4 separate regions of the Homo sapiens genome follow, and regions 1, 2 and 4 are each linked to region 3. The links are chromatin loops, found by intact Hi-C in ENCODE. Cell type or tissue: endothelial cell of umbilical vein. All regions are shown on one strand. Each heading gives the region's core, and the rest is flanking DNA. Links, peaks and the distances in the headings are about the cores only.

Region 1 (8,099 bases), core at 1,778-6,777, 320 kb after region 3:
CAGTCAAGCCCTGGCTACTCAGCCCGTCTGGGCTCTGGGAGTTGGGTAGCTGCTCACTCCACATAGGAATAGTCCTCTAGGCAAGTGAGCTCAGTCCAGCTTCCTGTCCATTCCCATAAGCTTCCTCTGTTGAGGTCTCAGAAGATTTCAAGGAAGAGCTGCTTCTTTCTTCCATCCCCTGCTGCTGCTGTCCAGCCCTGTCACCAAAGGGAGCTAAGTGGAGAAGACCTGCACATAAAAAGTCCCCCCAATAGGGTTAAAGAAAACAATTATTTCATTTTTTTTTATGTTTTAATCAATGTGTATATAAGGGTCTCCAATATGTAATGATTCTGCTTAGACCCCAATCTCTGAAGAAATGTTTTTCCCTAGTGAAGTTCACTTCACTTAAACTTCAGGATCAACCTCGCCTTAGGCTTTAGGACTGATTTTGACCTTCAGAAGGAAGTATAAGAAGTCTTTTTCATTATGAGCTGAGTGATTCAATATCTAATGAAACTCCTTGCTTATTTTTTGATCATGTGCCCCAGTTGTAACAGGGCTTCCACCATTCTCCTGGAGCCAACTTTCCATATTGTACCAGCCCTAATAGCGACTCTGTGCCATGTATTGATCCTCCTTTCTGATTTTAAGTCCATATAAATCTGGGCCTTCACTTTGCTCCAGTCTTTCCTTTTCCCCAGGGACTGATTCCCAGATCCCTCCCTGACTTGAGTAGGAGTCTGCTCCCAGATACCTTAATCACATACTTGCCCACTTACTAGGAAACCCTTCTTATCTCCTACAGGAGCTCCTTCTTGCACAATATTTGCTTGAAATGCCATCTGTTTCTTATTGTATATTTCAAAACACATTTATTGATGCAAAATTTATTGAGCATCTTCGCTGGACTTTTAATTGTGAACAAAACCCAGTCCCTGTCTTCAAAGAGCTTATAGTTTACAGAAGGAGAGAGACAAATAGGAAATATGAGGAGTAGATAACTGAAAAACATTATTTAACTTGCCAATTTTATCTGCACAGGAGTCCTGTGAGGGAGACATTATTATCTCCACTTTAATAGAAGTGGAAAGTGAGACTCAGATAGGTGAAGTCGGTTGGTCTGGGTCACATAGAAAGAGGCAGAGTTAGGTTTAAAACTTTGCTGTCCTGAGCCTAAAGAGGCAGAGTTAGGTTTAAAACTTTGCTGTCCTAAGCCTAACCTTATGCAATGATGAGTCTAAATACAGTTTGTCAATATACACAAAAACAATCTGCTGAATTTTGATTGGAATTAAATTGAATTTGTAGGAAGTTAATATCTTTGCAGATTTTTGTCTTTAATTCATCAACATAGTTTACCCTTCCATCTTAGTCTTTTGGTCAATGGGTTTTCTTTAATTTCTCCACATGTTTTGTAGTTTTCTCTGTGTCTTGTATATTTTTCACTTTTAGGTATTTGGTGTTTTTTGATATTTTTGTTATTTTAAAAGTATTCGTTTTTAATTGTTTTTCTGTTATGTAGAAAAAAATTTCCTTCTTTGTGTATTGCTCCTACATCTAGCAGCCTTGCTAAATTTACTTATATTTTCTAATCTCTTATCTGTAGATTTTTCTATGTATACAATCTAGTGTTAAATGAATAAAGACAGCCCTCTATTTTTGAATACTCACATCTTTATTTTTCTTGTCCTACTATTCTTACGTCATTTAATTATCTGAATAAATAATGAATAATTAGGATGTCATAGGACATACTTTTCTCTGACTAATTTCTCAAGTTTCTGTTTTCTTTACTAGATTAAAACTGAGACTTGTTCAACAATGACCCTTAACTACTCTACAATCTGCTGTCAGCCAGAGTTAGGAGTGGGTGACAACAGAGTTGCTAAGAGTTATATCTGTGTAGTTTTTGGAGAGCTTCCCTCTATGATTAATTTATGAGTAAGGGTTTCATTCTTTTCACTGTAGCTCACAGAAGTCATGTCTTGTTAGTATTGCCTTGTGTTTATTTCTTTATGCACAAACAACACCTTAAAAATGAGAGAGAGAGAGAGAGAGAGAGAGAGAGAGAGAGAGAGAGAGAGACTGAGTTTGTTAAAAAGCTTTTCCAAGCCTTATTTTCCTATTTTGTAGTCAGCACCTCCATAATGCCTTGAGAACCTCTCTAGTGTCCCTACACTACTGTGAGGCTTATGGTGTCACTGTAGGAACTAGAAATTAAGTCATGATTAACTTTGGATAAATGAAACCCTTGCTTTATTCCTATGCTGAAGAGGCCAGCAGTTATTCCTATGTGGGAGAGGCTCAAAGTAGCACCCAGCTCCCAATTCAGAGAGCCATACTATTACTAATCTTAGTAAATACTTTACTTGAGCTTGTCTTTGGCTGGGTACCAAATGCTGATACCCTACACCAAATGATAATCCTGATATTCACCCTTTAAGTTTTTATTGTATTTTATTAGTGGAGCAATTGTGGAGAGGCCTAAGATTAAGATTCTTACACAATATACATTGTATAATTCAGATTTTTAGATTTATGGTATTAGACATATACTCACCCAAATAACTTCTTGACTTTGTGACTGGTATTTATTGCCCATTAAATATGGAAAAATGCACATAAACATCAACACTTATTTCTATGAGGAAGAGGGTAAAGGTTATAGATAGAAAATTGGGGCTAGTGACTGAGAATCAAAATTTAGGTTTTCTAACATGCACAAAGCTTTCTCAAGTATATCATTTTTCACCTAGTACATTAATATGATTGCATAGTTTTGAGCAAAAAATTGAGGTGTATGGCTTAATAGTTCTATTTATCTGTCTATTTAGTAGACATTATCTGTATTTAGTAGACATATAGTCTCAAGCCATGTACTCATGTGTATAAGAAATAGAATTTTTAAAAATCTCAACTTAATTTTAAACCTTGCTTTACCTTTAGCAAAATTATATATGTATGTATAAATTGAGCCCATTCAAAATAAACTCATTTTCTCTAGGCGAATTTCAATCAGTTCAGGATTTGTCCTCCTTACTCCCTCCCTCTCTTTTCTTCCTGAGATTCCATTTAAGTTCTAGGGGCTTCCATAGTTTTGTGTGTCAGCATAAAGGAGGTCTCAAATCTTGGGCTGCTGTTTCTATGAGGGCATCTGCCCTGGCTCTGTACCATCTGGTCTTTGGGGATAGTCATCACTCTTTCCCAGCATCTGCTAAGATTTCTATGACTATATCTAGACAAATGGCTTGTTTTACTTCTTTCTCCTCTTCTCTTTCTCCTAACTTCCATGTCCTTTTCTCAGGTGTGTGGAGAGGATACAGGTGGTATCTCACGTCTCTCTGAAGTCAGGGGAAACACAGTCAGGTTGCTTATCCCTCTCTGCCCCTAACAGCTCCCACAGCCTTTTTCCCTCTACACCCCCTGCCACTATAGTGTGTTGAATGTTTGTGAGTCTGTCTGCTATATTCCAAAATCCCAGGTAGGGGTGTGGACAAGTTTCCTCCTTTCTTGGTTCCCCAAACTTATCATCTGCTTTCTCCCTACACTCTCTGCCAACCTGGGATCTAACCCCAGAGCTCAGGACCTGTCTTAGACACCTTCGCCAGTAGCAAATGATTTTCCTGCTTCTCCATGTCTTCTCTCCCCACAGCCAGGAGAATCCTAACCTATTTTGTGAATGCCAAAACCCATTTTGAATCTGGAAAAAAAAATCTTCAAGTATTATTTTAAAACTTTTTGTTTTAAGTTTGAAAAACTTATATTTTCAAAATTAAAAAGCTAGGAATTGGATGTTTGAGCCTGGTAATGATGGTAGCTGGAATTAATGTCCACTTCATATCTATAAGCTCAAGTGGGGTGCAGGAGAAGGTCATGAAGTTAAATAGGATTTGTATGTGTGAAACACATTAATACCTCACATTTGTCTGAATATCAAATCATCTATCCATCCATCCATTCATCCATCCTTTGAATACTCCAGAAAAAAATGTTGATGCTGTTTGACTTTAGCATGTCAGGGCAGAGTATTAAAAAATCAAGACACGTTAAAAGTTCCAGAACTTATGGTAGCAGTAGTAGACAAAGTAATGGCCCCTGAAGATAGACATGCCCTGAAACCTGAGATTATGTTAGGTTACATGGCAAAGGGGAATGAAGGTTGCAGATGAAATTGAATTTGCTAATTAGCTGACTTTAACGTGGGTAAGATTATCCTGGGTTATCCAGGTAGCCCCAATATAATTACAAGTGTTCTTATAAGTGCAAGAGGGAGGCAAGAGAGATATAAAGCTGCTTTGCTGCTGGCTTTGAGTTTGGAGGAAGGGGCTGTGAGCCCAGGAATGCATGTATCCATTAGAAACTGGAAAAGGAAAGGAAAAGCATTCTTCCCTGGAGCATCCAGAAGGAATGCAGCCCAGCTGACACCTTGGTTTTAGTCCAGTGAGGCCCACTTTTGATTTCTAACCTGCAAAACTGTAAGATAACACATTGTGATATTTTAAGCCAATAAGTTTTGGTGATTTGTCACAGCAATGATAAAAACTAATACAGTAGCTGTGACTATATAGTCATAAATAACTTATTAGGCAAATTAACTTAAAACTTGGCTAACAGGGCAGACACAACTGATTTTAATAAACACTTAGGCACCACCTGGTGGTTGAAATCTTAGAGTGAGTGATAGCTGAAATGACATCTGTCCAAAGCAGAAGTAAAATGCTCCAAGCATGACACTAAGCTTATTGTTTTTGGTTAAATGATTAAAAATAAAAGGTGGAAGTTTTTATTTGGGTCACCAGATAATACAACGAAGAAAGAAGCTCAACTTGTAAACATTCAGGAATAAAGTATTTTATGGCAAGGACACATGACAGAAAACACGAAGCCAACAAGACCTGCTTAGGAATCATCATTTGCCAGTGATAGGCTTTCACTCCACCCAAACCTTACCTCACAAGGTCTACGAAATCTCCATTCTCTCCATATTAGTTAAGGACAATTACATTTTCTCAGCTGCTATATAAAGTATGATGCAAATGTAGCATTATTTTAACCAGAAAGCACCCCTAATCCTCTCCTATACAGAATCTGGACCTGCTTGTGCACCCATGGCCATTCAAAAGTGCAAGATATCTCGCACCCATTACAATGGCTGCTGTGGAAGGAAAATAAAATCTCGACACCCCCGAACTCTCCATGCCAAAGAGAAGAATTAAGTTTGGGAACTGAATGGTGCAAAACTGCCTCTTGTTTTGTTTCCAAATAGATAGCTGCAAAGATGCAATGCCACTTACCTCCCCAGGGGACCTCCCTCACAATTTGCTTACAATGAAATTCCTTGTGGGCTCCAAGATTTTTACTCTAAGACAGAAATTCTGTTGAATTTCACCCTGACAATGTAAATCAACAGCTTATATTCATAGGTAAGGGACAAGGATAAGATTGGAAGTCATCCTTCTGCTTGCCTGAGACAAATGCATACTTGACTGCTTCTTCTATTCTATGTTTACTTTATCTTATGTAGAAATGCAGATTCACTGAGGAGAAGGCCACACAAATGTGTAGTTGACTGTTTCTCCAGCCCCTCTTTTCACATGTAAAATGTGAATTCAGTGAACAGTGATCAAAGCCTCAAAAGAATGCAACCGATTACCACTTTTATCTACTGTCCTCCTTTTTCTTTCCTCTTTCCTCTACTGCCTGCTCTTTCCCCTTTAAATACTGAAGTCTCCAAACTTTCTTTGGCAAATGTATGGGCTGCAGATCCAACTGTGGCTAGTGTCTCTTTTTCCCTTGTGCATCCTTAACCTTGGCAAAATAAACTTCGAAATTGATCTAGACTTGCCTCAGTCATTTTTCCTTGATTTTACACCACTATAAAACAAAACATAAAATAACAAGTGTTGGCGAGAATACAGAGAAGTTGGAACCCTTGTGCATTGTTGGTGGGATTGTAAAATGGTATAATTGCTGTGGAAAACAGTATGGGAATTCTTCAGTAAATTAAAAATAGGACATAGAACTACTATACAATCCAGCCATCCAACTTCTGGGTATATATCTGAAAAAATTGAAAGTGGGGTCTCATACCAATTCTGTTTACAACTGGTAAGAGGTAGAAAGCAACACACACGTATGGAATATTTTATATATACATATGTATGCATATGTAAATATGGAATATTATTTAATCCTAAAAGCAAGGAAAACCTGTCACATGCTGCAACATAGATGAAACTTGTGAAAATTATCCCAAGTAAATTGAGCCAATCACAAAACACAAATACTACATAATATCACTTATATGAGGTCTAGAAAGTAGTTAGATTCATAGAATGGTGGTTTCCAGAGAAGGGGGGAAAAGAGAATTGTTGAATGGATATATAGTTCCAGCACTAAAAGATGAAAAAGTTGTGGAGATCTCTTTCAAAATAATGTAAATATGCTTAAGACTACTGAACTATACACTTAAACATGGGTAAGACAATAAATTTTACAATGTGTGTTTATTACCATAATAAAATAAAATGCAGAGTAGTGGAGCATGCACAGGACAGAATGAAGGATGGTGAATCCCCTCTTCTAATGACCACAGAGGCCTCTGGCTGAGGCGCCACGAACGTCCCTGCCCACTGAACAGGCAGGTTGAAGGCTGTGGCATTTGAACAGGGTCAACATCTGTGAGCCTCCTTCAGACGGTCTCCAGAGCTGCCTCTCTTTTGCAATTTTTATATGACACAACTACTAAAGCATAGCTTTACCCTTCCGTCTTCTAACCTGATTTTCTGCTATTCATTGAAAACGTTCAATTTTCCCATCAGCCATGAGTCACTTCCTCCTGGTATAAAGATGTGTTCACATTATCCCAGATCTTCCCATCGTATTTTTTTCAGAAAGTGTATAACTTTATGAAGCCTCTGAATATAAAACCTGAACTTCATCACATAACCTATTTTTAAGGAAACTTGATAATACTTGAGCCAACTTAATTCTTTTAGGCCTTTTACCAGCCTGCAATATTCCTTATGTTGACACTCTAGAAGGATATTAAGCAGAGGTAGAGTGTGTGCATGACATGAGACACTACAGGTTTGAATTCTGGTTCCACCATTTCCCTGCTGTGTGCCCTTGGATTCCCCAAATTAGTTTAAGAACTGCCTGGTTGGTCCTTTGGATTCAGCTCTTACCCTCTTACAGTTTAATTCTCGATACAACTGCCTAAGTGATGTCATCAAATTGATCCACATTTTGCCTTATGTTTGTGTTTTTGAAGTTGTGTTTAAAGAAATTCTTCTGTACCCGCAGCCTGTAAAGATGTTTCCCCAGATTGAGGTATTTATTCCATCTACGAACGTGGCTTTCAATGGGAGGGATGTTTAGCAGGGTCTGGAGACATTTTGATTGCAAAAACTTGTGTCATGGGTGGGGCTACTTTGTGGGGCAAAGAAAGAACAAGAATGTGCATTGTTAAGTAAAAAAAAAAAAAAACAAGGAGCAGAGTTGTTGTATATAGCATAGAATATTTGCATAAGAAAGAAAAAAGCTAGAGTAAACACACATGTACTTGTTTATTAAAAATATATCCACAGGGAGAATAAAGCAGAAAATGGTAAATGTGGTTACCATTAGGAGCAGGGCAAAGTGGGGGTGAGGCATAGGTTGTACTGAACACACATGCTTATTAGTTTCCTATAGCGCTATAAAAAATTGTCACAAATTTAGTAGCTTAGAGCAACACATATTTATTATATTACAGTTCTGGAGGTCAAAAGTTTAAAATGGGTCTCCCTGGGCTAAAATCCAAGTGTCAGCAGGGCTATGTCAGCAGGGCTGTGTTCCTTTCTGGAGCTTCTAGGGCAGCATACACTTGCTTGCCTTGTCCGGCTTCCAGAGGCAGCCCACATGTCTTGGCACTGCTCTGCCATCTTCAAAGCCAGCAAGGATGCACTGAGTCTTTCTCACACTGAGTCATTTTGACCTCCTTTTCTGTAGTCAATCTTCCTCTACCTCACTCTTCTGAGTACCTTTTCTACTTTTTTTTTTTTTTCCAGACAGAGTCTTGCTCTGTCGCCCAGGCTGGAGTTCAGTGGCATGATCTCAGCTCACTGCAACCTCCA
Region 2 (5,000 bases), core at 1-5,000, 120 kb after region 3:
CTTTACTGTCCATCTCTCTTTCTGTGATCCTACCCCGACAAAACCATTTATCTGCTTTTTAATCTATACATTAGTTTGTATTTTCTAAGATTTTTAATGTACCATATATATTTTGTGTCTGGCTTCTTTCAATCAGAATTAGAAATTGATAGATTTTTTTGTGTATCAATAACTTCTTCATTTTTATTGCTGAGTAGTGTTCCATTGTTTATTCATTTACTTGATGGATGTTTGGATTGTTTTGAGTTTTTGGATATTTATTACACTGAATTTTAACTGCCTGGTTATTTTCTGTATTCTTTTGTAAAATGTACAGTACTGTGAGAACAAAAGACAGTCTCTCTTGTTAACATTTGTATGCCTAGCTGCTGCCTGGTACTAGCAGGTGCTCAATAAGTGTTTATGAAAATGCTAAAGAGCAGAAAGGTGATACTATGTCAAGTAGTACAAATATAAATTTACTTTAGTGTCTGTTGAACCAGGATTTTCATTAAGGAATAGTATTCATTCAGTGTCTTATTTAGGTTGACACTTGTGGACATATATTGCCAGAACTTATTTACAAGGTAATAGCTTTTTTACCTTTTTAACATATAACTGAACGTTATTTTAAAATTTATGGGTTTTGGCTGGGCAAAACTAGTACCAGCACCCTGGGAGGCCAAGAAGGGAGGATCACTTGAGCCCAGGAGTTGAAGACCAGCCTGGACAACATAGCAAGATGCTATCTCTACCCAAAAAAAAAATGTGTTTTTTGATATCATACTAAGATAATCAGCTTTTAAGAGTAAAAAATTTCTTTAAGAATTCTCATTTTCAATTGCTATGCCAGAGATTCCGAAACTTTCTTGGTTTACACAACACCATTATTGTCTCAGTCCTTATTTCATGATGCTCCTACACCAAAAGAAAGACCTAAGAGTTGTTCTTACTGTTGGATTCGAGTAACTTAATAAATGTTTATATTTTAACAATTTAACCATTTAAAAAATAATACACAGAAACTGAAAGAAAAAACATTTATTCTTAATCAGAATTATTACTAATGAAATGTGTACACCTTTTGGGCACTGCACTGTTGCGGGAAACCGAGGACTGGAGAGACGATATGAGGGGAAACAGGAGGATTGTTTATTTAAGGTATGTACTGGCTCAGCTTTTTGGATATGAATCCACTGAGCCAGTGCATACCTTAAATAAACAATCCTCCTGTTCTCCATATTGGTCTCTCTGGTCCTCAGTTTCCTGCAACAGCACAACTCTCAAATTTTGGAAATGATAGGTTACCAGTACTCTTCTTTTCCTGTTCCACATTGATTTTTAAAAAACTATAGCTAGTAATAATTATAGTACATAATAGTTATTTTGCACTGTATTAAAAAACTAGCACATTATCAGTTCTCAAGTATTTGAAGTATGTTTTATAAGAATCCTTTTCGGCCGGGCGTGGTGGCTCACGCTTGTAATCCCAGCACTTTGGGAGGTCGAGGCAGGCAGATCACCTGAGGTCAGGGGTTTGTGACCAGCCTGGCCAACATGGTGAAACTCCGTCTCTACTAAAAATACAAAAATTAGCCAGGTGTGGTGGTGCATGCCTGTAGTCCCAGCTGCTCAGGAGGCTGAGGCAGGAGAATTGCTTGAACCCAGGAGGCGGAGGTTGCAGTGACCAGAGATCGCGCTCAGTGCACTCCAGCCTGGGCAACAGAGTGAGACTCCTTCTCAAAAAAAAAAAGAATCCTTTTCACAAGATACTTTTAAAACAATCTGTAATACTTTTATAATCATAAGAATTTATAAACTTGAAATAGAAATATTCTATTGTAAAGGTTAAGAAAAGTATACTTGGTTGGCCACCGAGGCTCACTACCATAATCCCAGTACTTCGGGAGGCAGGGTGGAAGGATTGCTCGAGCCCAGAAGGTGGAGGCTGCAGTGAGCCATGATCATGCCACTGCACTCCAACCTGGGTAACAGAGGGAGACCTTGTCTGAAGAAAAAAAAAAAAAGTATATATATATATGTATACACACACACACACACACACACACACACACACACACACACACACAATACTTGCCATATCAAGTTAAAATTGTTAATTTTAATATGAAATGTGTGAGATAGGTATCCAGTTTCATTCCCTATTAAATATGGAACGTTTTTCTTGCACAATGTATTTTAAGATTCCATCTTTCCTCATTTTTTTCTGTTTTAAATGAAGTTTGTCTGTTTATGGATTTCCTATTTTGTTTCATTTATCAGTACTGTCTTTATGCCAGTAGCACATTGTCTAATTCTATCGTTATAGTTTTCCTTTGTATTTTCGTTAACAAAAACTCCCTCCGCTTTCTTTTCCTTGAAGTATTTTCACTGTTCTTAGCCTTTTGTTCTGTATAAATTTAGAAACAGCTTATTAAATTGCTACTCCAAATTTTTTGTGTATTTGAATTGCATTGATATATTACATCAATTTTAAGGGAGAACTGATATATTTTTATGATACTGAGTTTTCAGTTACTAAATATGGCATAACTTTGTTTTTGTCTTCATGTCTTCCAGTAAAATTTTATACTTTTCCATGATGGTTCACATGTCTTATTTTATAGCCATGACTTAGATCAGGGGCTATCAAACTACCAGCCCACAGGACAAGTCTGAATACCACCTGTTTTTGTAAGACCCATGAGCTAAGAATGCTGAGAATTTTATAAATGGTTGGAAAAAATCAAAAGGATAATATGACATATAAAATTATTTGAAATTAGAATTTTAGTGTCTATAAATAAAGTTTTATTGGAACATAGTTATATTCATTCATTTAAATATCTGACTGCATTTATACCACACATAGGAGTGTTGATGGTTGCAACAGAAAGTGTATGGTCTGCAAATTGTAAAATATTTACTATCTGGCACTTTATAGAAAGTTTGTTTACCCCTGACTTTGAATTATTGTTTGTCTTTGTATCTCAGTGTTTCTTTGTAGTTGGGGTGAGTGGTCGGGGTGGGGTTTGAGCCTCTCTTTCCTTTATCTTCATCTCCAGTTCTGATAAAACTTAAACTCATGAGTCACTGTTACCAAAATGTGTTTTATTCTTCAGATATGTTTGAGCAGAGCAAAGGTTGGAAACTATTGATATTATGATTTATATAGTAATTACTGTAGCTATTTTTTGGTATTTTACATTTGAGGATTTAATATAAAAAATATAACTTAACTTGCCTCTTTATTTATTTTCCCTTTTGTAGGAAATTAAAAGAGAGACGGAATTCAAGGATGACAGTTTGCCCATCAAACGGGAAAGGCATGGGAATGTAGCAAGTCTTGTACAACGAATAAGCACCTATGGACTTCCAGCTGGAGGAATTCAGCCACATCCACAAACCAAAAACATTAAGAAGAGTATGTAAATAATTCCTTTCCTGCATAATTACATCAAAATAGAAGGATATTTTATAACTGTGTCTAAATTAAGAAAAATTAGTTCAGTCTTTTGTAGACAACTACAGTAACTTCCTGCAAAGTCTCATGTTACTAGTTATTGCCCTGTGTAGTCAATCTTAATTTTTAGTCATGTGCAATCAATAACAAATCAATATCATTATAAATTAAAGCATGAGGCTCTGTTTTCTTATTTATCTTTCAGACTCTGCTGAATGATTACCATTTTACCTTAACTATATTTTAATACCATTTATTTAGTGGGATTCTGAAATATCTGCTGATTCTTAGCATAGATACAAGAATTTTGATAGTGCTTTTTCTTCAGTTGTTAAACATCTGAACATAAACATTTCCAAGGTGGTTGGCCTTGCAAATTACCTTGTAAGGATTTGGTACTGTGTAAATATGTTAGGGGAACAACTTGGCAAAGAAGGAGAGCATTACATTTGAAATCAGATAAGGGTTTGAGTCTGTCTTATGACCTCAGAAAGATCATTTAAACTGTTGAGTTTTATTTGCTGCTAGTGAGAAAGTGGTTAAGAAAAAAAGCAAAACAAAACAAAAAACACCAGGTAATATTGCTGTTCTCAAAGAGCTTACATTCTTGGAAAAGAAATTGTTATTTAAGGCCAAGTGCAGTGGCTCACTCCTGTAATCCCAGCACTTTGGGAGGCCTAGGTAGGTGGATCACCTGAGGTCAGGAGTTCGAGACCAGCCTGACCAACATAGTAAAACCCCATCTCTACTAAATATACAAATTAGCCGGGCGTGGAGGAACTTGCCTGTAATTCCAGCTACTTGGGAGACTGAGGCAGGAGAATCACTTGAACTCGGGAGGTGAGCCGAGATCTGCCATTGCACTCCAGTCTCTGCTCCAAAAAACAAAAGAAACTGTTATTTAAAAAGTGTAAAATATTAAACGTGTACAAAGAATTACGGTGTTATGGGAGCACATAGCAAATGTTTTAACACAGTAAAACCAGAAGACCCTTCAGAGATTGAATACTTTTTTTTTTTTTTGAGATAGACTCTCACTCTGTTGTCCTGGCTGCAGTGGTGCAGTCACAGCTCACTGCGGCCTTGACCTCCCAGGCTCAAGCAGTTTTCCCATTTCAGGCTACTGAGTAGCTGTGACTACAGGTGTGTGCCACCACGTCTGCTAATTTTTGTATTTTTCTTTGAAGAGATGGGGTTTTGCCATGTTGCCTGAGCTGTTCTTGAACTCCCGGGCTCAAGTGATTTGCCCCCATTGGCTTCCCAAAGTGCTGGAATTACAGACGTGAGCCACCATGCTAGCCTAGAGATTGCATACTTATTACTATGGTCAATTTGATTTAACCCATCTATGCCTAGTGTCCCATTATTGGAATGCTAAGAATGTAGGAGTTATTACTATCCTGCTGTTCAAGGTCATTGCCAAGGTCTGATTGCAAAAATTCAAAAAACTGCAACCTCTGGCATAAATGGGTTAATAGTTAATGAATATTTAATCACATTTACTTTAATGTCTTTGAAATTATGGTGTATAAATCCCTGTAGTACAAAATATTCTACA
Region 3 (8,099 bases), core at 1,931-6,930:
GGGCGGATCACAAGGTCAAGAGATCAAGACCATCCTGGCTAACACAGTGAAACTCCATCTCTACTTAAAATACAAAAAATTAGCCGGGCATGGTGGCGGGCGCCTGTAGTCCCAGCTACTCGGGAGGCTGAGACAGGAGAATGGCGTGAATCCGGGAGGCGGAGCTTGTAGTGAGCCGAGATCGCGGCACTGCACTCCAGCCTGGGTGACAGAGCGAGACGCCATCTCACAAAAAAAAAAAAGTTACACTAAAAAATAAATAAATAAAAATTAAAATAAATAAACTCAAAGCAAGCAGAAAGGAGATAATAAAGATAAGAACAGAAATCCATGAAATTAAAAACAAAAAATAATACAGAAAATCAATGAAAAAAAGAGCTTGTTCTTTGAAGAGATCAATAAAATTGACAATCCTCTAGCAAGACAGGCAAAGAAACAAAGAGAAAGGATACAAATTACCAACATCAGGAATGAAACAAGGGTATGAATTACAGACCCTTCAGACATCAAAAGGATAACCAGGGAATACTACAGACCACTCTACACATATAAATTTGACAATTTAGATGAAATGGACCATTAAATAACACAAACTACCCTAACTACCCCAATACAAAATAGAGAACTTAAATAGCCCTGTAACTATTAAGAAAATTAAATCTTAATTATCTCCCCCCAAAAAAACTCTATTTTCACTGAAAAATTCTACCAAACATTTAAAGACTTGACACGAATTCTATACAATCTCATTCAGAACTAAAAGAGGAAACACTTCCCAATTTATTTTATGAAATGAGTATTACCTGATAGCAACATAAGACAAAAACAGTATTAAACAGAACACTACAAACAAATATCCCTTATTAATACAGACACAAAACTCTTTATGAAAACATTAGCAAATAGAACATAGCAACACATGAAAAGAATTATACATCATGACCTATTGGAGTTTATTCCAGGGATGTAAGGTTGGTGCAACATTGGAAAATCCATTAATATAATATCATATTAACAGGTTAAGCAAGAAAAATAACATGATCATATCAATTGATTCAAAAAATACACTTCACAATAATTTAACACCCTCAGAAAAATAAGAGTGGAGGGAAACCTTTTCAACTTGATAAAGAGCATCTACAAAAACTATACTTGGTTGGGTGCGGTGGTTCACGCCTCTAATCCCAGCACTTTGGGAGGCCGAGGCAGGCGGATCACTTTCTGAGGCTGGGAGTTCAAGACCAGCCTTGCCAACATGGCGAAACCCCGTTTCTACTAAAAATACAAAAAAAATTACCCAGATGTGGTGGCAGGCATCTGTAATCCCAGCTACTCAGGAGGCTGAGGCAGGAGAAGTGCTTGAATCTGGGAAGTGGAGGCTGCAGTGAGCCAAGATTTCGCCATTGCACTCCAACCTGGGCAACAAGAGTGAAACTCCATGTCAAAAAAAAAAAGAAAAAAAAAAACTACACTTAACATTATACTTAATGAATGGCTTAATGCTTTCTGCCTATGACAGGGAACAAAGCAAGAATATCTGTTCTCACCTCACTTATTTGATATAGCTCTAGCCAAAGCAAAAGGTAATAAAAGGCATACAGATTAGAAAGGAAGAAATAAAACAGCTCATATTTGCAGATGACATGATGCTCTACGTAGAAAAATCCCAAGGAATCTACACACACAAAAAAGTCCTCCTTAAACTAATACATGAGTTCAGCAACATCATAGGATACAAAATAAAGATACAAAAATCAATTATACACATGGATACCAATTTTTAAAATACAGTACCATTGACAATTGCTCTTCCAAAATAAGATGCTTAAGTATAAATCTAACAGACAAGACAGGACTTGTATGCTGAAAACTACAAAATGCTAATGAAAGAAATCAAAGAATATCTAAATAAATGGAGAGACATATCATGTTCATGTATTAAAAGACTCAATATAATAGAGATGTTGCTTCTCCCCATTTGAACAGGTAGAAAAATTGATACACAAATAGCAAATCCTATCAATAGCCTAACCAGATTTTTTAAATAGATTTAGACAAAACTGTTTTAAAATTTATGGAAAGGCAAAGAAATTAGACTAGCTAAAACAATTTTGAAAAAGGAGAATAAAGTGGGAAATATCAGTCTACCCAGTTTCAAGACATTATATAAAAACGGTAAGCAAACCTGTGTGGTAATGGCAGAGGTATAGACACATATATCAATGGGCCAGAAAAAGGCACTCAGAAAAAGACCTAAATAAATATGCCTGGTTGATTTTTGACAAAAATAAAAAAGCAATTCAATGGAGGAAAGATAGGCTTTTAAAATAAACTTTTGATTTCAGAATACTTTTTGAGTCATAGAAAACTTGTGAAGATAGGACAGAGAGTTTCTATATATCTCATTTACTAATTTCCTCTGTTATTAACATCTTGCATTCGTATGGTATATTTCTTACAATTAATAGGCCGATATTAAAACATTATTATTGGCTGGGCACAGTGACTTATGCCTGTAATCCCTGCACTTTGAGAGGCTGAGGTGGGAGAACTGATTGAGGCCAGGAGTTCAAGACCAGCCTGGGCAATATTGCAAGGTTCCATCTCTACAAAAAACATTATTTTATAAAAGTTAGCCAGGTGTGGTAACACACATTTGTGGTCCCAGATGCTCAGGAGGCTGAGGTGGGAGGATCACTTGAGCCCAGGAGTTTGAGGCATGGGGTGGGAATGGGAAGTGACTGTAAGTGAGGGCAAAGTTTCTTTTTGGGCTGAAGAAAATGTTCTAAAATTAGATTGTAGTGATGGTCATATAACTTTATAAGTCTGCTAAAAAGTCACTGAATTGGCCACACATGGTAGCTCACACCTGTAATCCCAATGCTTTGAGAAGCCAAGGCAAGAGGATGGCTTAAGGCTAGGAATTCAAGACCAGCCTGGGCAACATAGTGAGCCCTCATCTCTACAAAAATAAAAATAAAAATTAGCCTGGTGTGGTGGTGCATGCCTGTAGTTCCAGCTACTCTGGAGGCTGTGGCAGGAGGATCACTTGATCCCAGAAGTTTGAGGCTTCAGTGAGCTATGATCACTTCACTGTACTCCACTGGGCAACAGAGGGGACGCTGTCTCTAAAAAATAAATAAATAAAAATAAAAATCACTGAGTTGTAAGCTTTAAACGAGTGAATTTTATTCACCAAAAAAGCTATCTTTAAAAACAAACTATAAACAGAGAAGTCTCTCTTCTATTCCTGTCCTAGACCCCGTTCTCTCCCATCCCCACAGAAAATCATTTTTATTAGTTTTTGGCTTGCCCTACCAGTTTTACTTTGGCAAATGTAAGCAAGTACAAATACATTAAGTGATTTTAAAATTTTGCCTTAAATACTGGCAATTGACAAAAGCAGCTCTATCTAATTGAGAGGTAAGAAGGAACTCCCTGTAAACCTTTTAGAGATTCTAAAAGGACACTTCTGGGGCTCCACAAAAGTTTTAAAGTTTACAACATTAGTTTCAGCGTGTCCAATTACTTCGGAAAACATATGGCTTTTGGCCAGATGTGGTAGCTCATGCCTGTAATCCCAGCACTTTGGGAGGCCAAGGCGGGCAGATCACCTGAGGTCGGGAGTTCAAGACCAGCCTGGCCAACATGGTGAAACCGTGTCTCTACTAAAAACACAAAAATTAGCTGGGCATGGTGGTGCATGCCTCTAATCTCAGCTACTCAGGAGGCTGAGGCAGGAGAATCACTTGAACCCAGGAGGTGGAGGTTGCTGTGAGCTGAGATTGTGCCACTGCACTCCAGCCTGGGTGACAAAGAGAGACTCTGCCTCACAAAAAATAAAAAATAAAAAAAATACGGCTTTTATTAATTTGAGTGAAGGGGTTCACAAATTAACAACAACAAGAAGGAGAGAGAATGCAGATGACAAAATTGCCTTGTGGGAGACCCAGACAGATACAATTAGCAACAGTTGGGAGGGAAGGTTGTAAGTGAAAGGGGCTTGAAAGAGAGAGAGAGAGTTTGTGTGTGTGTGTTGTCTGTGTGTGTGTGTTGTCTGTGTGTGTGTTGTGTCTATCCATCTGTGTAAGAAAGACATTATCTTTAGAGGCTTTTGCTAAGCTGTTCATGATGAGTATCTGAAAGAAGGTCGGGTGTATACCAAGTTCTTCACGCTAATGAGAGAGGAAGAAAGAAGGAAAAGGAAGAAGTCATGCATTTGCCAGTTTCCCATATTGGCCACTAGATGGCAACACCAACCCAAGACAGTCCTCTTCTGAGATGAGAGAAAAGGGTTGTATAGGATTAAGTACACAATTAGTTTGAATAACTTATTCCTATATACCACAGTTTTCAGTCAAGTATTCTTACCTCAGGAAGGGCATGTATAAGTTTATACATGTTTAAATGTATACGTGCATCTAAGAATACAAGCCAGGCAGGCAGACAGAATGCAAAATCTCCACAATGGTTGCTGACATTCTTTGCACTCACTAAATCTTACATATACGGAATTTCTTGACATAAAAATGGATTAGGTCTCAAAAGCGAGAAATGGTAAGGCATTTACTATTTACCGTCTTCAGACCATAAAACCTCTTTAAACTGCAACTTTACTGTCAGCACCTTAGAATCTAAACATAACGTTTCAAAACGTTTCCATGGAGAAGGTTTTGATTTCAACTTAGCATGCCAACAGACCATTTTCTTGTCTTCCCATTGTCTACGTGGTGGAAATTTCTTCAGCTGTAAGCCAGACTGGAAACTTGTAGCCCAATGGGTGTCAAGGATAAAAGGTGTGGTAAGCTCCTTATTCCCTTGTTATTGAGGTGGGACCATCGGCTTCCATTTTCAGTGGTGTTTCCATAAAGATTTTCATCTTCTCCAGCGCCCGAGGCATCAGAAGAATTTATGTGACCCCAAGATCACCTTGAAACCATATTACCGGTTTATGGTTTCCTAAAAGCTTTTTGTGTGATTAGGTTTCGTTTTACTGTTAATCACAACAAGAAACAGGAAGTGGGTAAAAACACCAAAGAGAAAGTTGCAAAGTTTCAAACAATTCCACCATAAATAGTCGCACAATGAGAGTTGTCCCTAGATTTCACTGGAATGTAAATAAAAGCCTTGATCATTCTCACTGCTCGACAGCCACAGTTTCACTTTGTTCTTCATGGCTCTGCCAACCCTCTGAAACTCTCAGTCACGGGGACTGTGCTCTCAGCTTTCCTCCAAGAGATTTCTCCACTGCCATTGCCTCCTGTTTTTTCTTACCTCCTTTTATTTAATATTTACAGGAAAAGCTGTTGATATATGTGGAATGTTTGAGGATACAAAATGAATTAAATGATATTTAATGACATTTGGAAGAAAACCCAGATTTTCCACCCAAGTTTTTCTTCCTCAAAAAGAAAGGCCATTGTGTGCTCTTTCTTACTAGAGTGGGGGATGAAGAGTCCATTGCAAAGTGAAGACTTGGTCCAAAGCTGACCATGCTACAGGCTAGAGACACGGGCAGTCACAGGAAGGGTATGGCATGATGTCTAATATATACTGCACATTCCATATGTTCTATAGTATGCTATTCAAGATCTGCATAATCAAGAAATATTTTCCAATTTAAATTAATTAATGCTGGTCTGGTTTGAATTAGTAGAGAGAAAAAAGTCTAAATTAAATATATTATCAAAGCCTGGGCAACCCAACAAGATCTCATCTCTACAAAAAATAAAGAAATAAAATGAAATAAAAAAATTAGCCAGGCATGGTGGCACATGCCTGTTGTCCCAGCTACTAGGAAGGCTGAGGCAGGAGGATTGCTTGAATCCAGGAAGTCAAGGCTGCAGTAAGTTGTGATCATGTCACTGCACACCAGCAGAGGTGACAGAGAAAGATCCTGTCTGTAAAAAATAAATAAATAAATAAATAAAGGTAGATGCTGCCAATGTCTCAGCCTTTATGATGTCCACCTGCCAGCATCAGGGTCCCTTTGCCCAAAGATTTTCTCTGACCACTGGAGTGCACTTTGCTGCACCAGGCTTAGGGAAATGAACAGATATCTGGGAAGTATTCCTTAAAAAATGACTGATGGGAACTGGTGAGGCAAGACTTCAGCTCATTCACCCCACTGAGGAAATAGCTCTGAGGTTTGTGTTATTCTGGATCTCCAGAGTTGCCAGCTGGATTAAGTTCCAATTGTCCATTACAGTAACTGGCTTGATAACACAGACCATTTATTAGTCTTCAATTCCTTGCCTCTCTTGCCCACTCACTAACAGTATTTCTTGAGATACTGTAATCACCCAACAGGTTCTTCCTGCCAGCGGCACAGACAAAACCAATTCACTGGGACCATGGTATTGCAGTAAAGAAAGAGTTTAATTAACAAAAAGCTGGCCAGGCAGAAGAAGTGGAGCTATCACTCAAATCAGTCTCCCTTAGAACTCAGACCCTATGGTTTTTATGGATAATTTGGTGGGCAGGGGGCTAGGGAATTGATACAGCTGATTGGTTGGAAGTGAAATTATTGGGGTGTGGGAGATGGTGCTCAAGCCTTAAGTCAGCCTCTGAGAGGTGGGGGTCACAGGACCAGTTAAGTCATGAGTCACAGGTCTGGTAGGGTCAGTCAGTTGCTGCAGTGCAAAAACCTGAAAAATATCTCAAAAGACCACTCTTAGGTTTTACAATAGTCATGTTATCTTTGGGAGCAATTGGGAAAGTCACAAATTTTGTGACCTCTGGCTACATGACTCCTGAGCAGTAAATGATTATGGAAACTACGCCTACATATTAGCAGACTTCAGGGCCTTCTATAATCTTAGCCTCATGGCCTTTTGTTAGTTTTCCACCCTTGAGCAAGGAGTGGTTAGTTCCAGGGAAGGGCTACTATCATCCTTGCTTTCAAGTTAAACTATAGACTAAATTCCTCCCATAGTTAGCTTGTCCTATGCCCAGAATGATCAAAGACAGCCAGCCTGTGAAGCCAAAAGCAAGATGGAGTCAGCCATGTTAGATTTCTCTCACTGTCGTAATCTTTGCAAAACCTATTTCAATACCAAATAAACTAATTACTCTCAAATTCTTGTCTCACAGTGTCTGCTTTTAGTAAAATCCAAATTAATAATATATAAAAATGCATTTTTATTGCAGTAAAATATACATAAAATTTAGCATTTCGACCATGTTTAAGTGTTCGGTGGCATCAAGTACATTCACATTGTTGTGCAATCATCACCACCATGCATCCCCAGAAGTCTTTCATGACCCCAAAGTGAAACTCTACACCCATCAAGCAGAAACTCCCCATTTCTCCTTCTCTCAGCCCCTGGTGACCACCATTCTACTTTCCTTCCTTATGAATTTGACTATTCTAAGTACCTCATGTAAATGGAATCATACATTTCCTTTTCTATCTGGCTTATTTCACATAGCATAATATCTTCACAGTTCACCCATGATGTAGCATCTGTTATAATTTCATCCCTTTTTAAAGCTGAATAATATTTCATCGTATGTATATACTACATTTTGTTTACCCATTTAGTCATTGATGGACATTTGGGTTGCTTCCACCTTTTGGCTATTGTAAATCATGCTACTATGAACATTGGTGTACAAGTGTCTGTTCAAGTCTCTCTTTGCTATCAATTTTTTGGGGGTATATACTCAGAAATGGAATTGCTGGATTATGTGGTAATTTTATTTTTACTTTTTAAGGAACCACTACACTGTTTTCCATAGTGACCACACCATTTTACATTTTCACGAGCAATGCACAAGGATTCCAATTTCTCTCTCTCCCTGCCAAGACTTGCTACTTTTAGGGGTTTGTTTTGTTGTTGTTGTTATTTGCTTGTTTGTTTTATTGTAGTCATCTTAATGGGCATAAAGTGGTAGCTCATTGTGGTTTTAATTGGAATTTCCTTAATTATTAATGATGAGCAAACAAACGATGATTTAATTTGTTTATTGGCCAATTTATATATCTTCTTTGTAGAAATGTCAATTCAAGTTTTTGCCCATTTTTATTTTATTTTATTTTATTTATTTATTTTTTTCAAGACAGAGTCTTGCCATCTTGCCCAGGCTGGTCTCAAACT
Region 4 (8,099 bases), core at 1,460-6,459, 320 kb before region 3:
AGGGTTTGCCATTTTAGAGTGGCCAGAGGCAAATAATATTGACCTCAGCAAGTTATTTTGAGAAAGCTAAAGGGTAATGTATTTTAATGTATTACATCATGAAGTAAATGTACCATAGTATTGTTATTATTATTATTATTTTTTTGGAATGGCTGAAAGGACAACTTCCCACAAGATGAGAGTGGCATTTTCAGGCTATGTTCATGACTAAGTAACAAAGCTCAGCATACCAATTGCTGGCTTTTCATTTTCTCTGGTTTCTTTCAGTGCTGCTTTCTCAGCTTTCTGGGTTTTTTTTGTCTTCCTCATTTTTCTTTTTTTCATTTCTGCAGTGGGAACTTGACCTTTGGTAGCATGAACTTAATGAATGTAAAAACTTCTTATGAGCAAGTGGTGTTTGAAGGCACTTGATAAGGAGTCCATGGGTCATCTCTGTTCCCCAGCATTTGGGGATCAGCACAGGGCTCAGGCTTGGAGGCATGATGAGGAGCCTGTTTGTTTTGGAGAGACCGGTCCACCAGGTGGTAGAACCGTCCTGTTCAGGAAATGAGCCCTGAAGCAGTCAGGCCAGTGGAATTCCTCTGCCCAGAGCACAACAAAGGGCTCCACTGTGCAGCCACATCCTGGTCCAGAAAGTGCCTGCAGGTAGCAAAACTCAGACCATGCACTAGTCTGACTCTTGGGTTCAAGGTTCCAGAATTAATGGAATGGATTTTCAGGGTTTTGGAAGAAAGCCAGTCACTGAGAGCTGACTCTCCCTCATCTGAAGCAAAACTCTCTGTTTAGTTCAAGTGCAACTCAATCTACAGGTTTCTAAGGAGTTGCCACCTCAAGCTACAGATCATTGCCCGTTGTGTAAACAGCATTGTGGGAAATTACAAAATTTAAAAAAACATTTTAAATGTTTCTGCTTGTCTGGTCAACAGGCACTTTCCAATATCCTTTGAATCTGTTGCTGTTTCACATGCTTCTCACCTAAAACTGTTTATGGAATGGACTCTTTCCTAGAAACTTATGGCACCCAGCCTTCAAGATGGCCCTTAGTTAGCCTCACTTCTGAGTATCCATGCCCTCTGTAGTCCCCTCTTACCTTGAAGCAGGACTGATTCATGTGACCAATAGAATACAGCAGAAATGGCAGTGGGTGATTTCTGAGGCTAGGTCAGAAAAGGCATTGCAGGCCAGGCATGGTGGCTCATGCCCATAATCCCAGCACTTTGGATGGCAGAGGTGGATGGACCACTTGAGGTCAGGAGTTTGAGACTAGCCTGGCCAACATGGCAAAATGCCATCTCTACTAAAAATACAAAAATTAGCTGGGCATGGTGGCACATGCCTGTAATCCCAGCTACTCGGGAGGCTGAGGTAAGGGAATCCCTTGAATCCTGGAGGCAGAGGTTGCAGGGAGCTGAATCATGGCACTGCACTCCAGCCTGGGTGACAGATCAAGACTTCATCTCAGAAAAAAAAAAAAAAAAAGAAGGCATTGCGGCTTCTATCTTGGCCTCTTGAGTTGCTCAGTCTTGGGGAAATGGGCCACCCTACCATGAGGACACTCCAGCAGCTCCACAGAGAGGCTCCCTGGGACTTCTCACCTATGGCCAGGCATGTAAGGAAGCAGCTTTGGAAGTGGATCTTCATTCTTAATCAAGCCTTCCTGTTTCTGGAGCTCTGGCCAGCATCTAACCACAACCCAAAGGAAGACCTTCAGTTCCCAGCCAGAGAAGTCACTCCTGCATCCCTGAACTAGTATTGTGAGAGATAATAAATAATTCTTGTGTTAAGCCACTATGTTGAGCATCATTTGTTATACAGCAAGAGATAATTAATACAAAACTTATTCTAAGGTGCCAAGATTGAATGGAAGAGACTACAGTCTCCTGAACCCAATGAGTTTGAATCTCTTCAGTCTGAGTAACAGATTCCGATGAATGCTGCACAATTTTGCCCAATACCACACCAGTAATTCTTAGAAAATCTTTTCCTATAATTGACATTGAATTTTGGGGTACTCATCAAGTCCTAATTTTTGTCTTTAAGAAACTTGGGATCATTCTAAGGAACAAGCCTGCCAAGCACTGCCTCTGAGCATGATCTTACAGATGTACTGAGTTTCACATTGTTCTTAAATTCTATAGATGATACACCAGCTTTATGTTTAGCCATGCTTAGTATCTGAGAAGGGTTGAAGGCTGCTGGAAGGATGTACATTAGCTCCCTGGCATTTCTGGCTTGCTATGTGCATGGCCACAAAGGGTTTCTCTCTCCACAAAAAGCCAGAAAACAAATGGACACAGACGCTGACAGTTGCAAACTAAACCAACAAGCTCAGAAACGGTAAGACTTGAGGGGATACCGGGGGGTGCACCAACATCTGTTTCAGTTACCACATCCAGGCCTCAGGCACAGGAAGAGGGCAAAGATCTAGTCATCAACATTGTGGCTACAGCACGGTGACTGAGACTTAGGAACAAAATCAAAGCCCAGTTTTCCAAACAGATGATGAATTCAAGCCAGATTAGCAGCAAAGTGTTCCTAGACTTGATGGTTTTTCTGAGCTTCCTAAATTACTTTTGCTTGGAAGAAAAAGAAGAAGGCTTAGAGTCTGGGAATCCTCCTGCTTCTGTCCGCCCTGACCACAGGCACAAGATCCCCCAGGCACACCCTGGTGGATTGTGCTGCCACTTCATTTCCTTGCTGCTGACTCTGACCTCAGCTCTTAATATGGAATGTCCTATAGAAGCTACTCGGGAGGCTGAGGCAGGAGAATCTCTTGACCTAGGAGGCGGAGGTTGCAGTGAGCCGTGATCATGCCACTGCATTTCAGGCTGGGTGACAGAGCGAGGCTCCTTTTCAAAAATAAAAGAAGAAATGACAGGTTGGTTGTTTAGAAATAAACCCAACCAAAGGCTCAAAGAGGACCAGAGGATAGAATTCCCCTTCTTAAGGAAATTAGTGAAGTTAAAGTTGAACCCAGCACAAAGTAGGTGGTAAAAAAATGTTAGGCCATTTTCTCCCAGCCCCTGCCGCCACTGACTTGGGGCTGCAGGGCAGAAACAGAGCCACAGAGCCATTCTGCATCTGCTCTCTAAGCTCTCCTGTAACTTTTATCTTAATAAAGAAAACACAGACAGTCAATTTGAGTCCTCCAGTGTGTATTTGTACTGCCTTTCCATTGGGAAATTCTCCCCACTGTTGAAGGGTTGTTGCTGAGGCCCCGTTGGACTGAGACAGTTAAACAGGATGGAACATGCAGGAAGGACGGCGGGGAACAAATCAGCATCATGAGGATGAATTCGAGGAACCAACTGGTTTCTTCATCACTTGCCCAGTGGTTCCATGACATTTCACACTCAAGGTCACATAAGGAAAAATATTTCCTCCAAAGTCCCCTAGACTTTGTCTTTAATGTACTTTGAGGCAAGCACTTACATGAGAAGGAACAGGAGCAGAAAACTCTTTGTCCTTTTATTCTCATGCTTTTGGCTTCTCTGACTTCAACCTGCAGAGGGCACTGATCCTCAAAGAACCGGAAGACCTAGGCCTGGCATTGCAGAAGGCCAGCTGTTCACCCTGCAGGGAGGGGAAATCCTGAGCAGTTCTCTGCGAATAATTTATATGATGGAATTTAACCAGAGACCTTATGAGCATTTATAAATGGAGTCTTTTCCCCCATATATTATAAGGAAGCTCCCAAACCATGGCTCATGCTGTTCATTCCTTCCCTTTAGAGATGTTTTCCCCACCATCCTATCATTAGCACTATGCCTCTAATAGACTTTCTCTGGAAACTAACCCAATATTTCCTGGTTACGTTCAGTATCTGAGTAACATCAGAAAGCTGAGAGAAATCTGGGACCCAGGAGCCAGTCCAGAGATTTTCAAGGTCATCGGGAGGTGATGCTACATGTTACCAAACACGGACATGAGTTTACAGACTAAAAACCTGATTTGACATCCCACCTCTGTTTCTTATGACCTTGGGCAAGTTATACAACCACACTGCAAGCTTACCTGTAAATGGAAATTATAATTAATCTTGTAATATTGTGGCATGTCATCATTTCATTTGGGTATGTAAAAAGGTAGCATTGTACCTAGCACAAAATAAGTGCTTTGTAAAGCTAGTTCTTTTTTTTGCCATCCTTCTCTCTATCTTTAATGATACTATACAGGATGGCATGATTTCTAGGCGAAACTTTCTAAAGAAGTTTCACCACTTTCTTGAATTCAATATTTGCCCCCCTAAAAAATAAATTTTTTTCATTTGTCTGGCATTCCCTCAAACAACAAGGAAGAGTAAAGGCCACTTCAGAGTCAGAAAGTTAGCTAACCAAGAAGCCCTAGGGCTCTCTTCACTCTTGTAACTCTGATTCCTACAGAATTGCGGGGAGTGGGTAGAGTCTCCAGGCCAGATCAGTCTATGGGGGATGAGTGTGGAAACTAAACTTAGCAGGAAACTCTCCTATAATGTGAGATCCCCCAACCCCATGCCTACTTCAAGTGCCTAATGTATTTCAAGGATGATACAAAGAGCCAAGCTTCATAATGAATCAAGAAAGTTCAGAAACAAATCTCAAGTAAATGTGCCCTCTTCGTATCCCGAGATGCTCCCCAATGAGTCACTGAGCTAATCTCATGGAGCAGGTCCAGTTCTAAATCTTGAGATTGCTAGATCCTTGCCCTCAATTATCTTTCTGTCTAACAAGGGAGACAAGGAATAAACAAGCAATTACAACATAGTGAAATAAGCACGGTGCATTTTGAGCCAAGTGTCAGATGTCTAGGACTAAAATTGTAAGAGATGGGGATCTGGGCTATGTTGAAGACGGCTTACATCCTTCATCACTTGCCGTATTTGGATGCCAAGATGACTTGTGGTGTTGCAATTCCCTGCCTGTCTTATCATGCAACTTCTGTGCCGCAACTTATTTGTAGTAAGCAAGGGCTAGAAATTAAGCTTAGGATAACACAGGGATAGATGTAACCAGAACCTGAATCATAGAATAATGTGAAGAAAAAATAGTTTAATCTTTTTTTCAATGTGGCTTTAGAATTTCTGAGGCTGCCGTACTAAATCGGAGGTATTTTTAAAACCTGGCATTTATCAATCATCCCAGTTTGCCTGGAACTGTCCCAGTTCTAGCACTGAAATGTTCATGTCCTGGGAAATTGCTCAGTCCAGAACAAATAGAACAGTTGGTCATCCTAGCTCTGTTCTGGGCATAGAAGCACCAGCAGAGCACAGAGAAAATGTACCATCCTAGTGCTAAGGCCTGAATCAAGAATGTCTAAAATCATAAACACTCGATCTACAAGGCCCACGTTGCTTTCTGAGTATGAATGGGAAGATATGTAATATTTAACAAATACATTGGTAAGTCATGAATGAATACGAAACTACAAGAGTACAAGAAATTGTGTTTTTTTGTTCTTGACAAAATTGCCTGGAACATAGGCTCCCAAGTTTCCAAGAGTGAGTGGAATTTACGTTTTCCTTGGTAGGCTTAACAAGAGAGCAAAAAGGCTAATAGCATAGGCATTGAGAGAAGACAGATCTAGCTTCAAATCATGGCTTTATTGCTTACATGCTGTGTGACCCAAGGTAAATTTCTCAATCTTTCTTTACATTAATTTGCTTTTCTTTAAAATAATAACACCTACTTTGAAATGTTGTTCTACAAATTCAAATAAAATTATCACAATGTATGGAATATAATGAGTACTCAAGAAATATTAACTACTATCAAAAAACAAAAGCAAAAACAAAACCTGGCATTTTGTTGTCCCTGGGGGTACCAAGTAGAGACAATAAGGAGCCTTAGCTCAGAGCAGCTGCGCACAGTGGCTCATGCCTGTAATCCCAGCACTTTGGGAGGCTGAGGTGGGCGGATCACCTGAGGTCAGGAGTTCGAGACCAGCCTGACCAACGTGGAGAAATCCCGTCTCTACTAAAAATACAAAATTAGCCAAGCGTGGTGGTGCATGCCTGTAATCTCAGCTACTTGGGAGGCTGAGGCAGGAGAATCGCTTGAACCCAGGAGGCAGAGGTTGCGGTGAGCTGAGATCACACCATTGCACTCCAGCCTGGACAACAAGAGAGAAATTCCATCTCAAAAAAAAAAAAAAAAAGAGTTACACAGTTCAGGAAAACAATTTTGTTATGAAATATTAGTAATACATATTTAGACCTATTTCCAGTCCCATTTTATTTTCATATGTTCCCATGGCAGAAAAGGACCTTGGGCTGAATGTCTTCATTTGCTCCTCCAGATTCACCCTCCATCTTCCTTTGTTCTCTGTGCCTGGTAGGCTGGCCTATGTGGTCTCCAAGAATAGGCATTCTTGCCTTCTGGATTCTGGTTGGATTTGGCTTAAATCAGCTGGCTGTGTCTCTCAACTGAAGAGCAGAGGTCCTGTCAAGAGGCCTTCTACCCTCAGTCGTCTGTCTCCTGGTTCTGGGAACCCCATTTGCCTCCTGTCTTCACATTTAGGGATGCTAATTGTTGCGGTGGGTTACCAGCCTCAGGGTTCTGCACCCTTCTATGAGGTTTCTCAACAGTCCAACCACCCATTTGTAAATCATCCCTTTGCGAACTCTCCTCAAATTATCCAACAGGAAGTACCTTTTTTGTCCTGCTGGAACCCTGACTGACACAGGCATCAAGAGAACATTTAGCTCAGTGATTTCTAAACACAGATCTGGGAACCAGTTCTGAAATGGCCACATCACGACCACTTAGGGAGCTTTTGAAAAATGCAGATTTCTGGATCTCACGGCTAGAGTACTGATTTCATGGGTCTTGGGTGAGGCCCCAAAATCTACTTCTTATGCCTCCCCTGCTATTTCTCATGCACGGCCAGATCTGGGAAGCATTCCCTGCTGAGGCCCCTAGTGGGTCCTCCTTCTCCATCAGTGCCTTTTGTTCTTGGTTCACATTTCACATTTCATGATCTCATTATGGTTACAGACAAAAAAATACAGCATATACAAACACTATAGATGTCCTTGTGAAGGTCACCTCCAGAAGAGTAGGCATTTTGAGTTGCTTTTTTCAGGCCTACAACACTGCCTGGCACATAGTTGCTACTCAGAGAATATTTGTTAAGTGAAAGCTGGATGAATAATTTATTAAGAACATTTACAGGACTTTAAGGTTTGGATTAGTTCAAATTTATGACTTCAAGGAGGGTATAACCTAAGCTCAATATTTGATTGAGATCCAAACAATAGAGAAAGTTGAATTCATCACTGAAGCTGATAATGGGCATAATTTCAAACTAGTAGCTTTCCTGGAATTTTCCCCCATCTGTCCTTCAAAGCCTGGTGTACATGGCAGTAGAAAGGGTGGCTCATGCTAAAAGCCAGGGAGCTATTGTAGCTGTCAGTCAAACTTTCTAGCCGAAACCCCAATTGTATCTTTCCCCTGGTCTGTACTATTATAAACATTTTGAGTACTTATGGTGCCACTAGTAACCCAGAGGTTGCTGCACGTTTTCAAATTGAGTGTTCTCCTGGAAAATAAAACCCATAGTCAGGCAGATCCTTCCGATCCCCTCCTATCCCCAACTATCTCTAATTGCCTGCAGGAACTTGTCCCTTCTCTTTGTTTTCCACTTTCCTCATCTTTTAAATGAGTTGTTAACAAAATCATTTCTTGGCTTACATTTTTCTGACAACCAACAGCAGTAAAATATCTAGCTAATTGACCCCTTTTCCTGCTAAGACTCAATTTACTTGAATAAATTTGGTTGGAAAGCATTCTAGGGTAGAAACAAACTTCTCTGACTCTTACATAGGTCATACTGATCCTACCCTTCATCAACATCTTTTCTTTTTTTTTTTTTTTTTTTTTGAGACGGAGTCTCTCTCTGTCGCCCAGGCCGGACTGCGGACTGCAGTGGCGCAATCTCGGCTCACTGCAAGCTCCGCTTCCCGGGTTCACGCCATTCTCCTGCCTCAGCCTCCCGAGTAGCTGGGACTACAGGCGCCCGCCACCGCGCCCGGCTAATTTTTTGTATTTTTAGTAGAGACGGGGTTTCACCTTGTTAGCCAGGATGGTCTCGATCTCCTGACCTCATGATCCACCCGCCTCGGC

The links. A loop is a pair of places that touch in the nucleus more often than their neighbours do. Peaks named below come from ENCODE experiments on the same cell type or tissue, not always from the same donor. Only the 100,000 strongest peaks of a DNase experiment are listed, where the experiment ranks them.
Region 1: a loop joins it to region 3, with 9 times the contacts of the local background. A loop is called at or near these places in 39 of 110 quality-filtered maps.
Region 2: it touches region 3 in a loop (2.9-fold over the local background); 5 of 110 quality-filtered maps call a loop at or near these places.
Region 4: a loop joins it to region 3, with 2.1 times the contacts of the local background. A loop is called at or near these places in 9 of 110 quality-filtered maps.

The regions. Positions count from the first base shown.
Region 1 is chr6:47,729,718-47,737,816 of GRCh38, forward strand. No RefSeq gene overlaps it. Among named protein-coding and RNA genes, the nearest start is that of ADGRF4, 35 kb to the left of the region's middle. In endothelial cell of umbilical vein, for the core only: no CTCF peak of the experiment used is centred there; a DNase peak (open chromatin) is centred at 4,634.
Region 2 is chr6:47,530,353-47,535,352 of GRCh38, forward strand. CD2AP (CD2 associated protein) reads left to right here. Exons shown (of 18, transcript NM_012120.3): 3 at 3,250-3,403. Among named protein-coding and RNA genes, the nearest start is that of CD2AP-DT, 55 kb to the left of the region's middle. In endothelial cell of umbilical vein, for the core only: no CTCF peak of the experiment used is centred there; no DNase peak of the experiment used is centred there.
Region 3 is chr6:47,409,923-47,418,021 of GRCh38, forward strand. No RefSeq gene overlaps it. Among named protein-coding and RNA genes, the nearest start is that of CD2AP, 64 kb to the right of the region's middle. RefSeq lists enhancers at 4,108-4,157, 4,168-4,227, 4,730-4,779. In endothelial cell of umbilical vein, for the core only: a CTCF peak has its summit at 4,240 (motif pointing right); DNase peaks (open chromatin) are centred at 4,269 and 4,739; H3K4me3 peaks cover 880 bases; H3K27ac peaks cover 916 bases.
Region 4 is chr6:47,094,025-47,102,123 of GRCh38, forward strand. No RefSeq gene overlaps it. Among named protein-coding and RNA genes, the nearest start is that of ADGRF1, 56 kb to the left of the region's middle. RefSeq lists a silencer at 469-763. In endothelial cell of umbilical vein, for the core only: a CTCF peak has its summit at 3,495 (motif pointing right); a DNase peak (open chromatin) is centred at 3,527.